2 separate regions of the Homo sapiens genome follow, and region 1 is linked to region 2. Evidence: read pairs that join two places in POLR2A ChIA-PET (ENCODE). Cell type or tissue: HepG2. All regions are shown on one strand.

Region 1 (2,500 bases), 99 kb before region 2:
CCACACCACCTGAGCATGTGTGAGGGGTTGGAGCTACCGTGGGACTATATACTGTTAATGATTTTAATATATATGGCTTATGACATACTCTGTATCAATGAGATCCCCTCACCCTCACCCCATCCTTCCCCACCAATACACACAAATTTTTTAATCCCATGACCAGGCCACGGTCAAGGCTGTTTTTGAGTATGAGTGCAGTCGTGTCCATCCTCCATGGCACAGCCCTCCTGCTGCCAGGACCTGCTTGAACTACCAGGGCCACAGGAGGGGGATAATCAGAGCTTGAGGCTGGCACTCTGACTGCTGGCTTTTCCCAGACAGCCCAAGGGCCGGAACAGCAGGTGGCTTCTCAGTTCCTCTGGGCCTGGAGTGACACAGGAAGGATCTGCACTTCCTCTGTGCTGCTTGCCAGCCTTGCAGTTGGAGTTTTAAGCAGAGGTGACATCTGGTTGACGCCTCAGGTGAAAATCTGGTTTTAAAATGTAACTTCTGCACAGGCTCCTTCCTGCTTTGTAGGCTGGGAAGATGCCCCTGGGGTAGGGGTGCTGATTACCTCAGCCATGTGGAGGAAGGCTGGAGCTTGTTCCTGCCCCAGGAATAGGCCAGGAGGGAAGGCCGCAGCAGGACTGCCGTGGGGAGCACCCCTGCTGCCCCCCTCTCACTGACCAGGGGTGGACAATGCCCAAGCAGAGGGAGCCCCCTTGCCCTGTTTGGCCACCCTCTGGCCAGCCAAAAGCACTCTGAAACCAAGACCTTCCCATTTCCTCCTCCCCACATGGTGCTGAGGCTCCCTGCTGCAATGCAATTAAAGCAATTGATTTTCTAGTGCTGGTATTTGTTGACTACCATGCAGAAGGGCTATCTTTCTATTCACGTCAAACTTTTGGTTGTGTGGGGTTTTTTGTTGTTTTTTGGGTTTTGTTTTTTAATACTTTAGGGTCCTGATTTGTGGGAACAGACCTTCTTGTAAATAACCACTATTTGAGTTGTGGCAGGAGGATGATAAAGCACGCGGCCCCTCCCAAAGGAGCCCTTGAGCTAGGGAGGTGGTGCAGTCAGCCTCGCTCTCAACGTGACCCGGGGAATGACCACCCAGAGGGATGAGCTAGCCTGTAGAGGGGAACTGGGGTCCAAAGGTCTTTGGGGAGGGAGGCAGAGCTGGCTGGCTCAGCTAAGTGGCACGATGACGCATGAAGGAGATTATGTTGTGCTCTTTATTGCCAAAAATAAACACTTTTAAAAAGACAACTTCTGTTAATCAATAAATATCCTTTCCTTTCTGTACTGGATCTCTGGTTTTCTCCAGGCTGCCTAATTAACTGCTTTGTGCATGTTCCTATCTGGAGACAGTGCTGAGGGGTTAGGGCCAGAGCCTTCATTAAGGAGAAATGAAATACTCCTCCTGTGTATGTGGGAGGGGCCCTTGCTCCTGCGGCTGCTTCCACCCCCACCCCCACCCCCACCCCCACCAAACTAAATGATCAGGTCATTGGAGGTGAAGGGGTTCATGACTGCTGGACAGAGAATGAAATATCATGTTTATTTGGTGGGGAGGGGACAGCCAGGGTCTAATGCTATTCCAAAAGGTTACTTCTCAAATTAGGGACACCTGGGAATTTGAAGCGCTAGCAGGCCAGCCCTGGGGCAAGAACTGGAAGGGTTTATAGGCCCCCTGAATAAAGGCTATGGCACTTGATCCTCAACACCAGACATCTAAGGTACAACTGAAAATGACTCATTTTGGACAGAAAGGGTTTAGAGTAAAGAGCTGGACTAACCAGGAGAGAAGTCTAGTTGGTTCCCTACAGGTGCACTGGAAACACTCCAGCAGGGACCTTCTGGGATCTGGGGAGCACTGCTGCCAATTATTAACAGCAGTCAGGGCCAGTAAAGACCTATCCTGCCTAAACACCACTGCATCCCTGGTAATCTATCTATGACCCACTTCTAGTTGGTACTGATGTCCTGCCAAGAAGCTCAACCAACAGTAGACTAGATTCTCAGAAACGAGAAGAGTCTGAAGAGAGACCCCCATATCCAGCTGCTGGCCTGAATCTCCGTTTTTGCTGAAGCAGGCAAGCTGCAGTTAATTTATGGTTAGCACATCACTCTGGATCTCGTGGCTTAATTGAGTTTGTAAATCACTCAGTTTCTTCTTCAATCCTGAGAGGGCTGACAGGACAATGGTTTCAGGACGCAGAGAGCCACAGGACTCCACATTGTAGTAAAACCTAGGAGGCAAGAGTCCAGTGAGTGCACTGCGAGGCAGGCTGGCCGACCCGAGCTCTGGCCATGGACAACCCTTCCTCCTTCCGGGTCTTGGCTCTGTTCCCACATGGAACTTGACCTTGGGCCAGGGCTAACTTCCTTTCATGTAAAACCTCTTACATAGGGTAGTTTCAACACACTTTGCACAACCTCAAGGAGGCTACAACTACCTCATAAGGTACCTGTGAAAATCCTAAAGTTCTGTATGTATGCATGCCCCCTGAGGAGA
Region 2 (2,500 bases):
GCGTCAGCTCTTGGAGTGGGGGGGCAATGCTCTGCACTGACTCGTAGCTGCAGGTTTGTTATATAAAGTACAGAAGCCTCCTGCCTGACACAGCCCCACAAACCCACATTTGGGGACTGACGCAGCTGCCCCACACTAGTCAGGGCAGCAGCTACGAACCCCCCAGCCTCCTCTCGGGGTCTCTCTGGCTTCCAAACCACCCCCTTGTCCTACAGGGGCTCCCGAGGGCCTCTCAGAGCCATACATGTCAGCGTGGGAGAGGACTTCCAAGGTGAGCCTGGTCAAATGCCTAGTTTTACAGGAGGAGAAAGTGAGGCTGAGAAAGGTTCCAATAATGCCCAGGATCTTCCAGTAAAGCCAATGACCAAGATGAGGGCAGAAGCCTGGTTCTAAAGCCTCAGGCTGCTAGTCTGAGCACCCAGGGTCCCCCAGTGTCCCCTTTCCATCCTAGCCTAGGACCCTTCCCTCTCTCAGCTTAGTAAAAGTAATCCTCCTCCTCCGCCCTCTTCAAAACACCTCCATAGGCATTGGAACCTCGTCACCCTCCCCCAATCCACCGGAGAGGTAATAGCTATATTTAAAGATGCAGCAACTGGGACCAGAGGAGGCAAGACCCTGCTCACGGTCACATAACAGGACTGTGGCAAAGCAGCCGCCATCTGACTCCCTGCTTTCCAGATCTCACTGTCCGCAGACACCTCAGGCTTCAGGGCCCCAGCCCAGACAGCAGGAAGCCAGCAGGAATTTGCCTCCACCACTCTCACGTGCCCACCCACCCACACACCTGCTCCCTGCCCCAGGGTGAGTTTGCTCCATGGAAATATCTGGACAGTGGGGACTACTTCTCATTCTCCCAGACTTGCTGTGTGCCCACCTTCTCTGAAGGTCACCCTGCCAGATGGTGGGGGCACTCCCTGAGGAGGGGGCTGGCTAGCGGTTCATGGAGGTGATGTGGCCCACAGAGGTGGTGAGTGTGCATCTGTGCTCTCTCCTGCATTCAGTCCCATGTGTCTTACCTTCTCCTGCCCTACTTGCTGGCTGTGCATTGTCAGGCCAGTTTCTAAACCTCTCTGGGCCTCCATCTTATCCATATCAGGTAGGATGGTTAATTATGTACCCCTACCAGGTCCTGGGCTTCAGTAAGCAAGTGACTAGAGGCAAAAGCATTTTCTACACTGTGCTTGGAGGAGGAAGACAGCATGACGGGTAGACACAGGCAGAGCAACTGGGGCTATAGACTAGCACAGCAGTGGCAAGCCCCAACCATGAGCTGCAGTGACCTTGACCTTCACTGGTCCTGGGCCCCCTAATCCTGGGGGCTTTGAAAACAGGACAGGAGAAAGTCCCAACTGTGGCCTGGCCCAGGGCCAGGGCTGCGGGTTACACATTAACGCTTGATGGAAAGAGCCAGCCACTGTCAGCCAGGGCCTCCCACCCCAGTGCCCAGCAGGAGCTTCTGCAGGCTCTCTCCACCCCCGCCCTCCTGGCACACCCACACCTGGCTCCCTTATGCCACCCACACCACCTCTCTGTGCTTCCAGGCACAGCCACTTTGCTCGCTGGGCCAGGCAGGGCGGTCGCTGGCAACTGGAAATCTGTCCAGCGCTGCATCTGGGGGAAGCGAGGTGCCCAGCCCCCTCTCGCACATCCCTGGGGAAGCGGCTGCCACCGGCCTTGAGCTTTACCCAGGCAGGGTCTGGGGCCCCTGATGTCAGGCTTGAGGGATAGACAAGGGGCTGGGGGCTCCCTACCCTGTTTGTGCCCAAGTCAAGCCCCACTTACCAGCCAGCAGGACAGTCAGATGGCAGAAGGTGGCCAAGCGGAGCAGCCACGACAGAGATATCGGAGCCATGGCTGAGGGTGGGCAAGAGTCCCGGCGGGGGCCAGGCAGGCGGCTAGAGCCAGGCGGCAGAGCTCAGTGCTGTCCCCTTGCCGCCGCCAGAGATCTGTGGCTTTTTATAATGGGGTTGGCTGCCTCCGCCTCCAGCCCCCGCAGGCAGGAGGGTGGGAGGGGAGAGGAAGGGAGCCAGTGTGCAGCCGCTGGATTCCTCAGGATGTTGCCAAGGAACCAAGCCGGCTTTGTGTCCCTGGGCTTCTCACCATCCTAGGCTTGTCATACTGGGACCTTCCCCGGGAGGCTGGACTGGGCCTGCCTGGGTACAAAGGCCTCCTCTCCTGCCACAAGCTGGGAACATGCCCTAGGATCTGGCCTGGGGCCCTTGATCCTAAGTGGGCAACACACAAAAGGCCAGCAGGCCGTGGAATAGAGAGCGGGGCGCCAAGGGGCCGGGAGAGACTCAGGGCCCCTCCATCCTGGGTCTGACAAGCTCTTCTTTGATCCAGAGAATGCCTCGCCCACATCAGGATGGACCCCTAAATTTCCCCTCTTAGAATCCCAAGCTCCTGGGGGACCTTGTTGATCTATGCATCTCCAGAGCCCAGCAGGGAGCCTGAAGTCAGCAGGGGCTTGGTGCAGGGTCTGCTGAAAGAAGGATTGAGT

Evidence for each region. Peaks named below come from ENCODE experiments on the same cell type or tissue, not always from the same donor. Only the 100,000 strongest peaks of a DNase experiment are listed, where the experiment ranks them.
Region 1: POLR2A ChIA-PET joins it to region 2 with 12 read pairs; 3 of 35 experiments call an interaction of 5 or more read pairs at or near these places.

What each region holds. Positions count from the first base shown.
Region 1 is chr16:57,470,709-57,473,208 of GRCh38, reverse strand. It overlaps POLR2C (RNA polymerase II subunit C), which reads right to left. Exons shown (of 9, transcript NM_032940.3): 9 at 1,200-2,234. The coding sequence ends at 2,090. It overlaps DOK4 (docking protein 4), which reads left to right. Exons shown (of 9, transcript NM_018110.5): 9 at 1-1,287. Among named protein-coding and RNA genes, the nearest start is that of POLR2C, 9.3 kb to the right of the region's middle. RefSeq lists an enhancer at 1-219. In HepG2, no CTCF peak of the experiment used is centred here; a DNase peak (open chromatin) is centred at 1,118.
Region 2 is chr16:57,371,921-57,374,420 of GRCh38, reverse strand. It overlaps CX3CL1 (C-X3-C motif chemokine ligand 1), which reads right to left and starts at 1,931. Exons shown (of 3, transcript NM_002996.6): 1 at 1,783-1,931. The coding sequence starts at 1,852. In HepG2, a CTCF peak has its summit at 1,931; DNase peaks (open chromatin) are centred at 730, 1,350 and 2,020; H3K4me3 peaks cover 2,500 bases.